Regions from separate parts of the Homo sapiens genome. Here region 1 is linked to region 2. The links are chromatin loops, found by intact Hi-C in ENCODE. Cell type or tissue: GM12878. All regions are shown on one strand. Each heading gives the region's core, and the rest is flanking DNA. Links, peaks and the distances in the headings are about the cores only. Region 1 has its middle 16 kb from the start of LINC02325. Region 2 has its middle 150 kb from the start of LINC02325.

Region 1 (9,533 bases), core at 2,437-7,436, 140 kb after region 2:
TAACTGGCTAGAGATGTGCATTCTAATATACATATTTTTCTCACCCAAAACTTAAGTGCATATTTGTTGAGTTGCTCTATCTTTTAGGTCGGGGGTAGGTGGGTTAGTGGTTGTAATAACTGGGAAGGCTCTCTGAAGCTGCTGGTTTGATGGTTGGAAGCATGGAATTAGACATATGTATTAGTTACCTACTGCTGCATAACAAATTATCCCCAAGTTTTGCAGCTTCGAACAGCACACATTTTCTATCTGATAGTGCTTATGGGTTGGGAATCTGGGTGTGGCTTAGCTGGATGCCTCTAGTTCAGGGTCTCTCCCAAGGCTACAGCCAAGGTGTTTGCTGGGGCTATAATCATTTCAAGGCTCGACTGGGGACATTCTTTTTCAAAGCTCACTCATATGGCTGTTGGTAAGATTCAGTTCCTCGTGGACTAGTGGACCAAGAACCTCAGGTTCTCACTGGTTTTTGGCCAGAGACATAAGTCCATTTCCAACAAGGCTACCCACAGCATGGCAGTTCTCTTTGCTCATTACGAGGAGAGGGACAGAGAGAGACAGAGAGAGAGAGAGAAAGAAAGAGGCCACAAGTTTTTTTGGAACCCAATACCAGAGTGATCATAGTATTTTCCTGTACTGGAATCCCAAATGTGTTCTGGAACTACCTGGAACTATTGGAGATCCAGAAGTCACATGAGAAGACCACTGTCTGAGACTCACTGAACTGGCCTACAACCTGGGACCTCTCAATTAAATCTTCCAAAGCCCAGCAAGAAGACCTGGCTTATAATGTATTGGCCAAACTATTTAGCAGTTTTTGCAAGCAGATCTTTGTATGTTGCCCATCCCTTCCATCTCCTATACAAATGAACACATGTCCTTTCATTAAGTCCTCAGTGGGTGTATGCACTTCTGTCATGCATTCACTCATTGCAAAGGTAGGTTTATGAGACTTTTTTTTTTTTTTTTCTGAGATGGAGTCTTGCTCTGTCACCCAGGCTGGAGTGCAGTGACGCAATCTCAGCTCACTGTAATCTCCGCCTTCTGGGTTCAAGCGATTCTCCTGTCTCAGCCTCCTGAGTAGCTTGGACTATAGGCACACGCCACCACACCTGGCTAATTTTTGTATTTTTAGTAGAGACGGGGTTTCACCATATTAGCCAGGCTGGTCTCGAACTCCTGACCTCAGGTGATCCAAGGTGCTTGGCCTCCCAAGGTGCTGGTATTACAGATGTGAGTCACCGCACACAGCTGAGATTTTTATTAAATAAACACCATGGTACAGTTGCGAGGGTGGCTGAAGTTGAGTCCCTGCTCTGTGGCATCATCTCAGTTACTTATTTTCTTTGATCTTCAATTTCAATTTCCTGAGCAACAAAATGCAGAAGTAATGTTTCAAAAGACTATCAGGTGAATTGAGTGTGAGGCCAAAGAGAAGGCCCAGCATAGCATAAGAAGCTTAAAAGTGGGTTTAATGAACAGTAATTCTTCCTGTTCATTCCTTCCTTTTAACCATAGGCATTTTACTTTGCACAGTGAGGTGAGGGTGAGGGTGGGAACTTGAACCAGGGTCTCAGAAGATTATACAAAGTATAGCACATGGAAGATGTTCAAGGATCATTTATCAAATCAAAGAGTGAATGAACCCATGATGGAAGGAGTGAACACACAGCCTGAGCACTCAAGAAACTTCCAGACCCTTGGGTAGAAAGCATGGCATTGCCAAGGGAGCTCTCACAGATCACAGTGGGTTTCAGCCCAGGTGAGGGGAATGGGTATAGGAGGACTCCCAGGATGCAGGCATGTTGAAGAGGAAGCAGGGGCGCTTTAGGCCTTGGGGCTGGCAGGAGCAAAGGCATCTAGGCTGTGTTGTGCCCAGCACAGGACAGCAGCATAGCAGGTTGATTGGAGGATGCCAAGGAGCAAGACGGGAGCTCCAGGAGGAGGGACCCTGACTGTCAGGCTAAAGATCTGGTATCAGTCTGGCGACAGTGAGGGGCAGCTGGAATCCGGGCCACCTTTGGGACGTGCCCCTCCAGCAGGAGCAGTAGCAGCAGCAGCAGCAGCAGCAGTCATGTGGGCCGGAAGCATGGAGAGTCACCCTTGGTTTCTCAGACTGGAGGGAGGGCCTCCCGCTTCCCATTCCTGAGCACCACCCTCTCCGATTACTAACATATCACCCACCTCCATTTGGGATTTGAAAAATTCGAAAATATCTTATTCACACCTATGTATATCACTTCTCGACTTGAAGTCTAACATGCTCCCCAATTTACATATAATTCGTTTGACTCGTGTAAACTGCATTAACAAAAAGAGGAGCAATGCGATAAATTACTAGTGACAGAGGCCAGCCTGGATTGCAATTATTTTTATAAGCCCCTGGTAAGCAATGATGTCCTGTTTTTACAGCACATAATATCCCAGCATTATTGAAATGCCAGCAGCGTCCACGAAGCACATCTGTGCTAACCGGTCACACAGGTAGCAGGGCCATGAGAAAGTACAGTGGCTGGAGAGGCCCAGTCCTGCTCCGTGGCCTTGCAGTCATCATAGTCTGGTGCGCTGTGGTCCCCTCCAACAGGAGCGAGTTGGAGTGGAAGGCGTGCATGGAGATTGCAGCTGGGTGGGCTTGGATTCTGATCTCCTTATTATCTTTCTAGTTATAAAAATTGAGCAAACCTCTTCGTCTCTCCTGACACCCGAGTTTCTGGCCTATAAAGTGGGAATGCTAATAGGGGTAGCTCTCCTGTATTGTATCAGGGAAGGAGGAGAGACACGGAATATCTAAACTAACAATGATACCAGCTAATAGTTTGTTATTAATTTATTTATTTATTTATTTATTTATTTATTTATTTATTTATTTATATTTTGAGACACGGTCTCACTCAGTTGCCCAGGCTGGAGTGCAGTGGTGCAATCATGGCTCACAGCAGCCTCAACCTCCCAAGTAGCTAGCTGGGACTACAGGGACCCACCATCATGCCTGGATAATTATTTTTGGTATTTTTTGTAGAGACAGAGTTTAGCCATGTTGCCCAGGCTGGCTGGCCTCAACCTCCTCGGCTCAAACTATCTGCCCTCCTTGGCCTCTTGAAATGCTGGGATTACAGGCAGGAGCCACCGTGCCAGACAACACTAGTATTTATTGAGTATATACATGTGCCAGGCACAAAAGTATGTGCTTGAGATTTGTTTTCTGATTTAACACTGCGGGCTCCCCTCTGAAGCGGGTGTGATGAATATAATTGCTATTTTACAGGAAATGAGATGAAGAGGTAAAAAAGCGAAGTATGTACCCAAGATTACAGCTAAACTAGGACTTGAACCCATGTCTGTCTGAAGTCCGAGCTGAAACTTTGGCCACTAAATTGCCCTGTCTCACTACAGGTAAACGATCTTCAGAGCATCCTCACTTGCAGGAGGGGAGATGAACATGAGAAGCTCCCAGGGGAGGTGATCTGGGTTTGGGCACACTGACCCCAGGTGTGCTTAAGGATAGAGAGTTCATCTTCATACCTGCTAATCAGTTCTCTTGGCCCCAAAAGATGTACAGGGTGTGGTTGTGTGTTTTGCAAATCTGAATAGCGCAAATCTGAAATTTTGATTTATAATGTATCAATCATCTTAGTTTACGCACAGATTTTGAACTAATGCAAACCCTACTTTACATTTCCTGCTCCAGAGAATTAATCTTGAATTGTGCTAGTTTTGAATTATGTGAGGCCTTTGGGAATAGGCCTACATCCCTCGCAAGAAAATTAATCACCCTATAAATGACTTAACCCGCCTCTCAGGGCTTTGCGGTGGAGACTGAATGCAAGAATGCAAATTAAGTGACCAAAAACCCGCATTCGCAATACCTGAGTTTGCTCCCCTCTCCTAAGTGAGTAAACTCCACCCCAAAGTGGCCTCCAGCCCCCTGGTTCTTCCTTCCTGCTGCCTGCAGGTTTCCAAACTCCCCCTGGGGCGTCAAGTGCCAGCTCAAAGATCCCCCCAAAACTTGATCTACCCCACAAGCACCACTACTTCATGCAGGGCAGTGTGCCCCTGGTTCTGTCTTTGCCTTCTCATCAAGTCAGGGCCGGAAGACACATCAGTGTGTTCTCCCCATCACCGGTGACTGCAGAGAAGGGCCCAGCAGAACAAACACTTTTTTAAAACGCTGCAAATAGACAGGTGGATGAAAATTTTCAGATGTGTGAAATACTGTCTTGGGCCCCATGGCAATTTCTGGATCTAAGTTTGTGATTTCTAGTTTAATCTTTATCTTCTCCTCCTCCCACTGTCTCAGCATCTAGGCTGGGGATCTTTGGCCCACAGAAACCACATCTTTCTTGCTAACCTGTTGTCTTCTTTTCTATGCAACCCCACTGCTGGGGGAAAGGCCAAGATGGAGGACTTCATTTGATTTATTTTACAGAAAGCCAATGCTGGAAAACTCTGTAGTGGTGGGTGGTATTGTTTGACACCTTCCTTTTCAGGGGAAGAAGCTGAGACCCAAAGGGGCAACTTGAGCCACCTGAGGTCACTCTGTGGATAAGCAACAGCTCTCAGAGGTTTGCGTGAGACAGGCCGGAACTACTTCTCTCTGCCCTCCCAGGATCTTTGCATGACATGATATGAAACCAAGATTCTCAACAACCAAGATTCTTCTGTGGGGCCCAGCAGAAGTATCTGAGGAATCTTTTCAAAAATCTGCATGAACTTGCTAAGGCTGCCATTAACAAGTTCCACTTTTCTGGGTGGCTTAAACAACAGAAATGTATTTCCACACAGTCGTGGAGGCTGGAAGTCCAAGGTCCAGGCATCCACAGGTTTGGTCTCTTCTGAGGCCTCTCTCTGTAGCTTGTAGATGGCCGCCTTCTCCTTGTGTCTTCCCACAGTTATCCCTCTTTCTGTATCTGTGTCCTGATCTCTTCTTATAAGGACACCAGTCATATTGGATTGGTGGACTCATTTTTAACTTAATTACCCTTTTACAAATTCGATCTCTAAATACAGCCACATTCTGAGGTACTGGGAGGACTTGTTCTATTTGAATTTTTTTTTTTTTTTTTTTTTTTTTTTTGTGGAGGGACACAATTTGCTCATAATAATGTGTCCCCTGGCCCTTCAAAACTCATGTCCTTTCTGCGTGCAAAATACACTGACTCCATTTCAACGTGTTCAAAAGTGTTAACTGATTCCAGCATCAACTCTAAGTCCAAAAGCTCACCTAAATAGCATCTAAATCAGATGTGGGTGAAACTCAAGGTATGATTTATTCAGAGGCAAAATTCCTCTTCAGCTGTAAACTTATAGAACCAGACAAGTTCTCTGCTTTCAAAATACAATGGTGGGGCAGGCATAGCATAGATATCCTATGGGAGAAATCAGAAAGAAGACAGGAGCCACAGGTCCCAAGCAAATTCCATTAGATCTTAAGGCTCAAGAATAACCCTCTTTGACTTCATAATCTATGGACCACCTGGTCCCTCCCTAGCAGCTTCTGTGGTGGTTTCTCGTCATCTCCCACCATTGTCCCAGCAAATAAATACTATGACCCAACAACTCACCATGTGCCAGAAACATTTCCTGTATGTCAGTCAACTCATTACATTCTCACCAGGGCCCTAAGAAAGAAGCCCAGTGATCAATTCCATTTGACCAAGGAAGAAAGTAAGACATAGAGAGGTCAAGTTCTTCGGCCAGGGCCACGTAGCTTATTAATGGAGTTGCTGGGACTTGAACCCAGCCAGTCTGACCCCAGGGCCTTTTCTTATACCGAGACCTTGGCATTCCAGGTGAGGCTCCTGCTCACCAGTGTTAGACAATCTCTGACCTGTTGTGTCAGCTCCAAGTGTTTACTGGTGTAAATGTTTCTTCTCCTCATCCCCAGAAGGAGTTAAATGAGACAGAAGTCCTCCTCGTAATCCTCTCGGTGCTCCTGTAGCTGGGACAATGTGTGATGCACAGAACACTTATAAGTGTCTGTTAGTGATGAGTGAATTGGGGGAGGCTGTGGTCCTTCCCTGAAAAGGTGAACCAATTAAAACTCAAAATCACCTTAGCAAGATACCAAAGAGCAGAATTTCAGTGGTCCCAGCCCCTCTGGAAGCCCCTGGAAGCTTATTTTCATTCTGAATAGACCTCCTTTGCTTTGCCTCACAGAGAGTGCTTCCATTCAACCAGTAATTAGTGTCTCTAAGTGGAATCTACTTAAGAAAGGACACAAAGCCTGAGAAAGTTGTATTATGCCATTTATAAATGTCCGGTGATCTGCTGCTGCACTGTGATTCACGGAGCTGAAATAAATGATTTGCTTCAAAAAAAAATTATGAACGTTCATTCCGCTGGTAGAATCTCTTAATTCCCGTTACACATGTCAGCATATTATGACTGGAAGCTGTCAGGTTCTAATGACTAAAATTTCATTTTTCAGACTTCTCACACTGTGTGTGAGGACTATAAGTTAGAAATATCTCTGCAGCTAAGTTTCTTCCTCATCTGGTAAATTTAGCTCTTTCTTTCTTTTCTATTTATTTTTTAAGTGTCCATGTTTACATGAATACCTTGAGTAAACTAATCTCATGCTTCATTCAATAAACGAGGAGGTCTACTACTATGGTGCTTTTCTTCCCAAAGCTGCTGTCCTTTTTATGGGACATAATGTGTCTTGACAGCTGACAGATTCAATGCAAAATTATTTTTACTTGGCAGAGTGGATCAAAATATGGATTATTTTAAAGAACATTAGCACTTTTTTGTTTAAAGTAAAATATATTGTTTATGCTTTGTATGGATAAACAACCTTGACATTGGCTGTAACTTGTTTTATTATCCTTGAAATGGAAATTTGTTGACACGATATTCAATAAATAGAAATACTTCGGTCCTGTTCACTTAACTCGCATACTATACTAAATAGGAATTATTGATCCTCCAGTTATTACACTTGTTCCTGAAATGCTCTGTGGAGGGCAGGAAAACCAACTTCCAATTCAGGTTGTTAATAGATTGGTCGCAAAATTTATGTTATCCATGTCCAACAAATCACTAATAAAAGCTTATAAGAGGCTAGATCATCTGCATTGAATTACTCATTCTTCCCCCCATAAAAAGCCTTTAGCTAGAGACTGACCAAAGAATTTAAAATCTCTCATTATCTATAAGTCATTGCTCAAAGTGTCCCTAAATGGGATTAAAGCATCGCTGCTCAGATTTCCTACAATGACTGCCCTCTTCTACTTCCACCTTGACTTAAATTAAAGGCTAATGATATGTTTCCAGAGGAAAGAAAGAGATAGCTTTTCCTTGAACGACTTTCCAGGACTCCAGCATCTAATCTGTTACGGAATAGCTGCTATGCCATGGTGGCCGACTGCATCTGTTTTTCTGGGAATATGGTCCAGGTCTAAGTGGGTCTGGTGACCACGTTGTCATCTCCATACAGCTGGTCAACTCAGTGCAGGAGGAAACGGGACGTAAGCACCGTGCACCATCCAGGGGCTGTTCTCTACCTTTGTTTACTGCCACTGCAAGGATGTGTGCTTCAGGTGCTGCTTTGAATACTCAGGGGCAGTCAATGCAAATGTTCCCTCCACTCAGTCTCCTTCCCTCCCACCCTCCTTTCTTTTTCTTTTTTTCTTTCTTTCTATCCATAAGCATTTATGGAGCACCAACCATGCACCAAACTCAGTACCAGGCACTGGGACCCCCAGACGGATCGGGCTTCCTGGTGCTCAAGCAGGTCTTGGTCTCCTGGGGGCTCAGACCAGCCCATGTACTCAGACATTTGTGTGGCATGACAGTGTGGGTGGTGGCAGGATGCCCAGTGGGAAAGGCCCAGGCCAGGCATGCTGCTGGCCTGCCTAGTGACTCCTGTCTTTACCCATAAGCACCTGGAGCCTGCTGAGGATTAACTGTGAATGAGTGACCATCACACTGTAGGCCCTCAATAACGGATCAGTGTTATTATAAGGCTGTCCTAGAGGTGCGTACCAGGGGCTATGACTTCTTTACATGAGGCAGCCAGGAAAATTTCACAGATGAATGAGAAAGCCAATCAGAAGCAGGAGAAAACTGGGCTATAGAAGACCCTGGTTTGACTATATTTCATGGGGATAGAATGAATTGAAATGAAGTGAAATAGAAATAAAAACAAAACCATTTGAGTAGGAGTGAGAAAGCAGTTGCAAATACCCCTAGTGTCGAGGCAGGTATTGCACGTGAACATTGCAGACAGGCCACGAGGGGAAGCGATGCAACCTCAAAGGCTAGAAGGTTCTTACCCATGGTTGCCAGATTTGATTCCTTCAAAAGAAGCCCCACATCTGGCTTAGGATGCCAGATCTCCAAATGTTTAAGGGAAGAAATCTATTTAAAACCTTTTAAAGACACCATGCATGATACACCAAATGTATCTTCAGGTCACATAAAGATTGTGGCCAAGCTAATGTCTGCCTCTTGTCTGGACATACCGATTTTATTCTTTCATTCAAAAACGACTTGCTGGTACTTATCATAACAAGTCAGTAGAAACAGTATTAGTATTCATACCAAAGAAGGCGGTATTTGAATCTGAGCTCCAGTACCTAATTAGCTGTCTGACTTTGGGTCTGTTACTCAGCCTCAACTATAAAATGATGGTTTTCATACCTGCCTTACATGTTGTTAAGAAGATTCAACCAGCTGATGCGGGTGAAATTCCTGATACAGGGCCTGGTGCACTGTGTATACTTCACAGAGTTTTTCCTTCAACTTAAGGGGTAAAAGAACAAGTTGGAACGAGCCAAGGAGTGACCAGGTGTGTCAGAGGCAGCAACAGGTTGGATCAGGGAACAAGTGCAGAAGGAGTGAACCCAGGCTTGACCAAGGAAGGCTTTTTGGGCTTCTCCTTCTCAGCAAGGGTGTGAAATGAAGTCTAGCCAGTTTGGAAAGAATAGCTCCAGATGCTCTTCAGGGTCAGGAGTGATTTTGATCCGTGGTGACCCATTCAGGTGGAGCAGATAGACTCATTTATTCACATGCACAAGCCTGGTGTTTCAGATCCTGATCTGACAGAAAGGCCAGTCTCGTAGGAGATGCCTGTGAGGCCAACAGGGGCAGTTTGGTGTTAGCATCTTGAGCCAGGATGCCCAGAGTGACCCTTTCCCTTAGTTAGGGTGACTTAGTCAAAGAAGACAGACATCTGGTCTGTGTGAGGTTAGGTTTTAAAAACAAGTTCCATGTATGTCTTGTTTACAAAACAAATTGTGCCCATCATTGTAGAAAATCCGGGAAATGCAGACAAATGTAGAGAAGAACACAAAAATCACAACTAGCTACATCCTTGGCATTTCCATGTTGATCCTGCCAATCCTTTTACTTTGCCTTTCTAGGTCAGTTACATTGAGTGGGCCCTTTTTCTGGCCTGGGTAAGCATGATGTGGCTTTCAGAAGAAGCACCAGTCTGCAATCCAAAGAGGAAATGGAAAATCTTTCTAAATGCTTGGCTTCTGTCTCCCCAAGGCTCCTCTCCCCACTCCCGACACCAGGCCTCTCCTGTCTCC
Region 2 (9,533 bases), core at 1,679-6,678:
TGTTTGTTTTGTTTTGTTTTGTTTTTGAGACGGAGTTTCACTCTGTCACCAGGCTGGAGTGCAGTGGTGTGATCTCAGCTCACTGCAACCTCCATCTCCCAGGTTCAAGTGATTCTCCTGCCTCAGCCTCCTGAGTAGCTGGGACTACAGGCGCGCACCACCATGCCCAGGTAATTTTTGTGTTTTTAGTAGAGACAAGTTTTCACCATGTTGGCCAGGATACTCTCTATCTTTTGATCTTGTGATCTGCCCGCCTCAGTCTCCCAAAGGGCTGGGATTACAGGCATAAGCCACCAGGCCTGGCTGCTGAACACAATCTTAAGTAGTATTTCTTCCATATCCAAGTTATTTAAAGCCTGTTTCAAGTCCTTTCTTTTTCATGAAGTCCTCCCAGGTGACTCTAGAACCACTGTGATCTACATCTCCGAATTCTCACAATACTGGAATACGGTCTATGACTTTATTCTTCTCTCATTGCCTAGGTTTCTTATTCCTGGGCTCCCAGTGAAATATCAAGATCTTCAGGGACAGAGGCCCTGTCTTAAAACTCATTTTATCACCCATAGTATTTAAGAATGTTGAGAACCAAACAATTTCTCTATGATGAAAGAAAATGTATTGAGAACTTGAAATATGCCTATATGTTACCTCATACTATCCCACTGCCCCCAATATCTAGTTGAGAAAACTGAGGCTTAGAGACTTACGACATGGCCAAAGCCACATAGCTTCTAAGTGGCAAAGTAGGATTCTATTCCAGGCTTACTGAAGTCCAAGCACCACACCATCGCCTGTATACACATGGAGTGACTTAAAAGAAAATCACACTTGTTTCTATTTTGTTCCTGGTTATGATTTTTACAAGTTTATTGCAGAAATTTTAGAAAAATACATAATAATATGAAGAAAACAAATTAAAATCATCTTATGATATTCCACCATCTAAACATCACTGTTAACATATTACTTTTTTTCCTCCAGTATATGTAACCTGTGAATCAGATAGTAAATATTCCTTCCCAAGTAGTTACTGTTGCAATCATATTTTATATAATAATAGCTAGCAGTTATAAATTACTATCTGTCAGATACTATTCTATATGCTTTATGAAAATTACTTCACACAGTTCTTACAATAACTCTAGGAGATAGATTCTATTATCTCCCCTACTTTCAGATGAGAAAACTTAGGTGAAGAGAGGGAGAATAATTTGCTCGAGTTCACAATAGCAAATAAATAACAGAGTCAAGAAACACATGCCACAAGCAGGGACTGGGCTCTGGAATCCACACTTCTGAGGACTAAACTATACAAATTCTTCAGTACTACATGTTGCATCTCCTTTTTTTAAACATAAATCTTAAGATCGGCTTCACAGTCTACCATAAATATGTGCCATACTTTTCCTGGCCATTCCTTCTGGTTGGACATAGAGGGTGTTTCCATTGTGTCACTATTATTAAAAATGATCACCTTTGTACATAGGTATCATTGTCTGAATGTCAAATTATTTCCTTGGGAAAGATCTTAAGGAATAAAATTATGAAGTAAACAGTCTGCATATTGTTTATCATTATCCCAACATTGAAATATCTGGAAGCATAGAATCACAAAACACAATTTGAAAGAGATCTTCCAGGTCATCTAGTTTCACCCGCTCATTACAAGTGTGGAAGCTAAGGTTCAGGGTGAGCAAGGGACTTGCCCAAAGTCACACATGAATTCTGACACCGAAGTACTTTCCTTCCTACTTGACATTCTTTCCAAGACTGTACCTTTTGTTCCTATAATAGCTGACTTTGCAATCAACCCTATGTCTCTTTCTATAAAAGGACCTTCTTTCATAAAACAAATAGTGATAGAGTGTCGATCACATTGCTGTCACTGTGCTAGGCACAAATTCACATGTGAATTCTCATCTTCTACTTCCTAGGGCAGTAGGGAGAGCTAAGATGTCAAAATGTCAAGAGTAGACATTGAGGCCTTTCCCCCTTGCCTTGGCCCTGGTTGTGACCACTGCAACACCATTCTTTCTACTACTTGGGCTTGACTGCCATCTCCATGACCTCTTCCTCTGATACGCTCCTCTGCCCAGTCTTCTCACCCCAGATCCCAACATCAGGACTTCTCTCTTATTACTGTTAATGTAAACTTTACTTCCTTTTTATTGTATTAAAGCAATGCAAGTTCATTGTGAAAACAGAAATACTTACCACTTACCGGATGCTAACTGAAGGGCTGGAAGCCATGAAATCCTAGAGAAAGAAAGAGGACTAAAACAAAGCCCCTTCCCTCAAGGAGCTCCAATCAATGAGGAAGCCAAAAATAAAGACATTTACAGTGTAATGTCACAAATGCTATTAGAGGTCTGCACAGGATCCTAAGAAAATAGAGAACAGGGACACTGAACACAGACAGGGGGAGTCAGAAAGTCTTCTTTCTTCCATTTCTAATATTTTTTCATTTATAAATGTATCAATATATCTACTCTTCCATCCAATAATAGTTTATTGAACATTTATTGGGTACTAGGTATTATCCTGGAAATACAGTTGCAGAACTTGGGCTGAAGCCCACGTTTTCTGTCACCAGGTCCCATGGTATTTGTTCTTGCTGTTGTACGGTGCTGTTATAATCCTTTAAAACAAAACAAGGAAACTGAATGGGTTTTGGTATTGCATCCACCCAGGTGGAGTAAAGTCAGTAACTCAGCATGATGAAAGCACACACCAGGCTCATTAATCAAATACTCTGGTTAATAGAGAGTTCTCATATATGCCATGCATGAATTACCAGTTTTCAAAGAATTATAATACAACAAAATATACTGGAACCATACAGCTCATAATTGAATCTGCTTTCGATGTGACAGAAGTCACCTGAAGGGCTGTGTTTAAGAGCCATCAACTTTGGAATGTCATACGTGCATAAGGCAAGCCAGTGCAAAATTAACAGCTCTTGGCTCTTACTAACCTGCTGTTTTTGAAAATAGAAAACTCAAACCCACTAAAAAACAAGAATAGGTATACCTTAACCAAATCTGCCATATAAAAAGGGAGGGAAAAATATACCTCACAATTGCAAGCACAAATATATCTTAACATTATTTTCAAATAACCAAAGCCCTTATGTGTGTATTTAGGGGCATGCTTAGAAAATGTATGTTCCATGGTGGAGGTTACTGAAGGACATTTGACAATCCAGAAGGTTTTTTTTTTTTTAGAGAAAGTCTTTGTTTTTTAGGTTTTATTGCAAGTTGCCTTTAATTGTAGTTGGGTTTAATAGACATGCTGGTTAGGGGGTTCTGGTATTGTCTAAACTCTTGAAGACCTGGGGATGCTGGGATGTCTGAGAAGCACACAGGCTGGTGTGGATGGATGCTCTGAGTCAGCAGTGCCCAGTTTATGTTTCATGAGCAAAAAGCTTCCCAGGCTGGGTGAATTTGGATACCACATCACAGAGTTCCCCTTTGGGGGACTCCAGTGCATGTTAGTCTAGTAAAGCCTCTGATAAGTCCTGTAGCAGAGAATCCCATTTTACTTCCCTTAGCTCAGAGTTTCTCAAGAATTCTGTTTTATCACCTTGGGGAGTAAGTATTCTGACAAATATGTTTTGGGTTGCTGGCCCAAACCCATCTGTTGTGAGGATATCTGGCTTGCTGTCTTCCAGCTGAGGGGGTTCAGAAACTGTCAACCATTCTTTCTTTCGTTATTCAGCATGCATGCTCTGAACACCTGGTCTGCATCTTGGAGAGTTCAGATGATTCTTTACGTGGAAGCCTAAGGCCTGGAACAGCTATAGTGTGGGTTCTGATGCCGTAGATAGAACTACTTTAATAAGTTATAAGTAATGTTTAATAATTGTATATTTGAAACAACAGCAAATGAAATCCTGGCCCTTAATGTAGATTGCATGCTTTATTCTGGGAAATAAACCTAGCCTTTCCTTTCTGGTATTAGATGAGTCATCTGTTCATACAAAAGAGCTTGAAATTGTTTTGAATCTAGAATGTAACCATGGCTCATTCTCTGAGGTTTAGAGAAGTCAACAGAGTTCAGTACTGATTTTTTATTTTGCAAAATGAATGAGCTTCCAACGCTTCTTAATTGTGACTTGCTGAGTCTCTCACGACTTTCTGGAGGAACTGCTCCCTTCCTCATACCCACGTGAGATAAAAGCTTGTTTTTCTCATCTAGTGAATCATTTGAGATGAGAAAGTGAAGACATTCATGAGGACAGGTGTCAGCAGCACTTGGAAGAGAAGCTGATGCCACTTGCAAACCCACTAGAGAGAAAGCGCTGGAAGAACAGGCCCTGCCTGCCTTCTTCATGCTTCATCCTCGGCACCTGGGACAGTGCCGGGTGCTGTAAACTTTCAATGAGCATTTATTAAATTAGTGAGTGAATGAATGAACAAACAAACAAATTAATGAAACAGTGATTCTTCAAAAAGCTCTGACTATGGGAGTGTGTAGTAAGAAAGGCAGAGATAGCAGTTTCTGGATTAGGTGTTGCCACAATAAAGCTGCATAGCAAGCCACCCCATAACTCAGTGGGTGACACTCACCAAGCATTTATTTGTTTTATTCCTTGGTTTGTAGATCAGCTGGCATGCGGAGAGGGATCTTGTTACCTTGTTATCAGGCTTTGGGTTGACTGGGCCTGGCTTTGAGCTTCAGGTGTGTCCAGAACTGTCACATGTCTGTCATTCTCCTTGGACCAGTGGCCAAGGGCATGTTCTCCTGGCCCTTGGCATGAGTTCAAATGCCAAACTAACTCACATCCTAGAGGCCTCTATGTAAGGTATGTCTTCTAACATTCCATTAGCCAAAGCAAATCACATGACCAAGCCCCAAATCATTGGGTTGGAGAAGCGTCGTGGTGGGGGCCGGGGGAAGAAGAGAGGATATCAACAGAGCAATAATGCTACCACAAATGCATGTTTTTCAACATGTATTTCTCTAAAGTTGGTAGAGAACGATCTCAAAACAGGTTTCAAGCTTTCTGGTGGTCAAAGGGAAGGAGGAAACATGTTCAGGTATTGAATTCCCAGTGACCTCACACACATAAGCTGGGACTGCCATGTATTCAGAAGGTTCTAGAGAAATAAGCACTCAGCCATCATTTTGTCTCATCATTGGCAGCATTTTCTGAGGACCCAGTGTGCATGCCTTTGGGCTGGATGCTAGCGGCATGTCGACCCTTCCATTCCCCTGACCCCTCACAGCACCCCCTGCAATTGCCTTAAGCAGTGAAGCTGTGACACTGTCCACGAGAGCTGTCTCACAGATCCATAAGGAGCATTGTTGAGTCCATAGCTTCTGCCCCACTGGAAAGCTCTTTTATTCAGGTCCAAGCTAGAACTCCATCTTCCTGCCAAGTCAGACATATCAGCAGTCTCTGCAGAGTGGCAGAGGCTCTGGGGCTTTCTCAGAGACCAGGAGCAAAGAGCCCTGTTTCCCTGATGGCAGCATCTTCAGGATTAGTAGAAAAGTGGAAAGGGGGACCAAGAGATTCAGGGCTAGAGAAATACCATGTGCACACTGAGCAGCAGAAGTCTGAACTTAAAGCAACTGTGGTCAGAATGACTGAGAATTACTTAAAAGTATGGCTCTATACCCCTGTGCAAAATAACGCACACAGGGTGCACTTGAGTGAGGTTGCATGCATAAAGAGTTGGGTTCATTACCTGGCACAGGGGTAAAGTCTTAATCAAAGGTTTCTTTATAAAACCAAAATTGCCGAGAGAAAGGTGCTCCCAGGCCCAGCAGAGAAAGGGTTTCATTAATAGCATTTGGGTAGAGTGGTGAGCAAAGACTAGAACCTAGGGAGCGAGGGATTGTAATTGTTGAATAGGGAGTTCTGCTGGAGGCTTTCGGGTCATTTTTCTGAGGATGTTTCACTGATTCCCTCTGCCTCTTTCATGAAAGCTTGGCCGAGATCATCCTTTAAAGATGAGAAGAGGAGCAAGACTCAGTGGACCCACTGTCTCCTGGGGTCAGGATGTGGGTGCCTGGAATGGGCGTAGCAGCAAGCCTTAGCAAAATGACTGTCCTTGATCACGGGCTGCTCTGGGCAACTCCCCAGGTTCTTCATAACCTGTTACCTAATTTGTGAATTACGTTTCAATGTGTTTGTCTCCACACTAAGGCCAGGACTGCATTTCATTTGTTTTTGTACCACCACATCCAGCATGGTCCCTGGTGCTGCCCAGGTATTCATGACTTTTTATCAAATATGGAATGAAAAATCCAGCAGGGAAAGAGTCACATCTTTTTTTTTTTTTTGAGACGGAGTCTCACTCTGTCACCAAGCTGGAGTGCAGTGGCATGATCTCGGCTCACTGCAAGCTCCACCTCCTGGGTTCATGCCATTCTCCTGCCTCAGCCTCCCGAGTAGCTGGGACTACTGGCGCCTGCCACCACGACCGGCTAATTTGTTGTATTTTTAGTACAGACGGGGTTTCACTGTGTTAGCCAGGATGGTCTCAATCTCGTGATCTCGTGATCCACCCTCCTCGGCCTCCCACAGTGCTGGGATTACAGGCGTGAGCCACCGCGCCCGGCCAAAGAGTCACATCTTGCCTTCCTGCACAGGTTTATCTCCCTTTAATTTATCTCCCACATTCTAGCCAGGATGACTAGGAAGTTAGGCCACCTTTAAAGAGCTTGTGCATTAGTCATGAGACTTTGGACAGATCACACAACTTTTTTAGACCTTAGTTTCTTCATCAGTAAAATATGGAGGCCAGGGACTGCTGTAATCAGTAAACGTAATGAAGCGTGCACAGTGCCTGGCACGTGACAAGAACTCAACACACCAGCACTCCTCGTGCCTTTAAAGCAACATACTAGTCTTGCACTGCCTCTCTTGAAACCCTTTCTGTTTATCTGCTGGAAATGGCTTCTTCTCCAATAATATATCTTCTCAGAAACCTTCCTTGATACTATCTCCCCTACATTTCAGCTTACTAGACCCTCTCTCTCTTGCTTCCACAGACCAGTGAAAGACGTTGCTGGTTGTCTATCTAATATCCATTTTTTGTTCACCTTTTATTGAAAACTGAGTTCTTCAGACCCTCTTGCAGCTAAGGGTGATCATGTGACAAGAGTTCTTGTCGGTGCAGACAGAGTTTCTGGCAGGGTGTCCCTCCTTTGACCTTTTTCATTCCCCTTTCTTTCTTCCTGGAATGCAGGTGGAAGATCTGTAGGTGAGGCAGCCTTCTTGCAACCAAGAGGCAAAATGCATGAGAACGGAAACTCACACATGAAGAATGACCTAGTAGAGGGTAGAAAGACAGCTGGATTCTTTAGGGTAGTACCAAGTCACTGTCCTATGCCTGGGTGGCCTGTTGGCAGACTTCATTTTTTAATAATTTTCAGCTGATTGTATTCTTGACTGATATGAATGTTCATTTATATCTGTATAGTCACCGTTAATCTCAGACTGCCAATATCTATTCATGTTTCAGTTACCCCAACTAGGTTGTGAGGGGCTGACAGGCACAAAACTTGCCTTATTCATCTTTGTCTTTGGCACAGAATGATGTTAAATAAATGCTGTTTGTCAAGAGAATTGGATTCCTGGACATCAAGGTTCATGGTAATGTACCCATCCTCTCCCCTCCTCTCCCCTCCCCTGCCCTCCCCTCCCGTCCTGTGCCCTCCCCTCCCCTCCCCTCTCATGTATCTCTCTGTCTCTCTTCCTATTTTCTTAGAAATTTACTCTTTGTCTATTTAGATGAAATGTTCTGAAAGAGGGAATATAACAAGTAAGTAAATAAATTGTCTTGGTTTGATAAAACACAGGAAAAGAGGGAGTTTTCTGATGTGTTGGTTGCATGACAAGCTTTATAAATGGTTTTGGATTTCCTGTAACTACCTCTATGGCACCCTGATTTGGCCTTTATTGGAGTAAGGTATTCTCTCTATTCTTGTGGCCTCATTGCAGATCTTTCTACTCAGTGGGAACCAGATATAAAAACCAATGCATTTAAAATGTGAGATATAGAAAGGAAACAGAGAACAGTTTCCGAGCTGGCTTCCATTGCCTTATAAATATAGCATAGTTACTTGAATTCCATAAGAATTAAACTCTGATCTTTTAAAATGCATGCAAATTCTTGCAGAATATATATGAAAAAGTCACTATAACTGTAGAGGCACTTCGACTCCCTTGATAAATGGGACTTCCAGACCACACTTTATTGAGTCTCTGATTTTTAATAATTTGAATCCTGCAAGATTTAATTCTGCATAATTCTGGCTGAAATCAGCTTTTGATTGAGTTGTAATGGCTCTGTTATTGTAAATATCTCTGCATGCTAATGTTGTGCTGGAATTCAATAATATTTAGATGAAATTTTTTGCCTTGAGCATTATGGAAGCAAGATTTAGAAATCGGGAAGTTTATGTCAAAGCGACATCTATTTTGGGTAACCTGCAAAATTTTTAAATGCAATAAATGGTCATCTCAAGACAAGATTTAAATAATTATGAATCCTAAATGTATACGTGTGGATCAATTATAATATGCGTTGAATTAAATATATGTATATTATTCATACATTTTATGAATAAAATATATAAAAATACTTTAAATATGCATCTTTATTTAACCTTGCAATACTTCCTGAAATAGTTGCCAGTGACTCCGTGGAGGAAGTGGAAGTGAGACTGAGGTCCTCCTAGCCTGAGAGGTAGTGTGGGGCTGTGGAGGTGGTGTGGGCTATAAGCCTTGGCACCACCATTGTCACTACCTGTGAATCAACTTCCTGTTTTTTGAGAAATTCACTGACATTCTGAGACTCAGCTTTACCTGCTGTAAAATCAAACAAATATGTTTATTTCCTAATCAAATATCTCTCCTTCAGAGCAAGGGCATCTTGAAGAATGAGCCATTTCTTTGGCATCCCATTGTCTCATCACCCCACATAGTGCCCAGCATGTATCCACACTCAATGAGTACTTGTTTAACTAAATTGAAGGTTCGAAGGTGAAAATGCTACTTATTCAGTTTTCACAGCAACTTGTAAAATAGCAACTATGATTGTACCCACTTTACAGAAGGTGATATAGAAGAACAAATAAGTTGGCAAAGTTTACACCAGCTAGGAAGTGGAAGAAATAGGATTTGAACTCAGGCAGCCAGACATCAAGATCTAACCCTTGCAATGTGTGAAAGGTTAATAAAAGAAAAACTTCAGCCAAATTAAATTTAAAGGAGTTTAGTTAGGCAATGAATGATTCGCAAATCAGTCAGCCCCCAGAATCTCAGCAGATTCAGAGACTCCAGCACAGCCACGTGGTGGAAGAAGATTTATAGACAAAATAATAATAATAATAATAATAATAATAATAATAATAATAATAATAAAGGGAAATGAAGTACAGAAATCCAACGTGAGGTACAGAATGGCTGGGTTGGTTACAGCTCAGTATTTGCCTTATTTGAACAGTCTGAACACTCAGCAGTGTATGAATGGTTGAAGTATGACCGCTGAGAATGGCCAAGACTTAGCTATTGTTACAGG

What was found. A loop is a pair of places that touch in the nucleus more often than their neighbours do. Peaks named below come from ENCODE experiments on the same cell type or tissue, not always from the same donor. Only the 100,000 strongest peaks of a DNase experiment are listed, where the experiment ranks them.
Region 1: a loop joins it to region 2, with 8 times the contacts of the local background. A loop is called at or near these places in 2 of 110 quality-filtered maps.

Annotation. Positions count from the first base shown.
Region 1 is chr14:97,438,082-97,447,614 of GRCh38, forward strand. No RefSeq gene overlaps it. Among named protein-coding and RNA genes, the nearest start is that of LINC02325, 16 kb to the right of the region's middle. RefSeq lists enhancers at 1,993-2,493, 4,403-4,732. In GM12878, for the core only: no CTCF peak of the experiment used is centred there; a DNase peak (open chromatin) is centred at 4,497; H3K27ac peaks cover 1,522 bases.
Region 2 is chr14:97,302,911-97,312,443 of GRCh38, forward strand. No RefSeq gene overlaps it. Among named protein-coding and RNA genes, the nearest start is that of LINC02325, 150 kb to the right of the region's middle. RefSeq lists an enhancer at 3,594-3,663. In GM12878, for the core only: no CTCF peak of the experiment used is centred there; DNase peaks (open chromatin) are centred at 3,551 and 4,141; H3K27ac peaks cover 3,965 bases.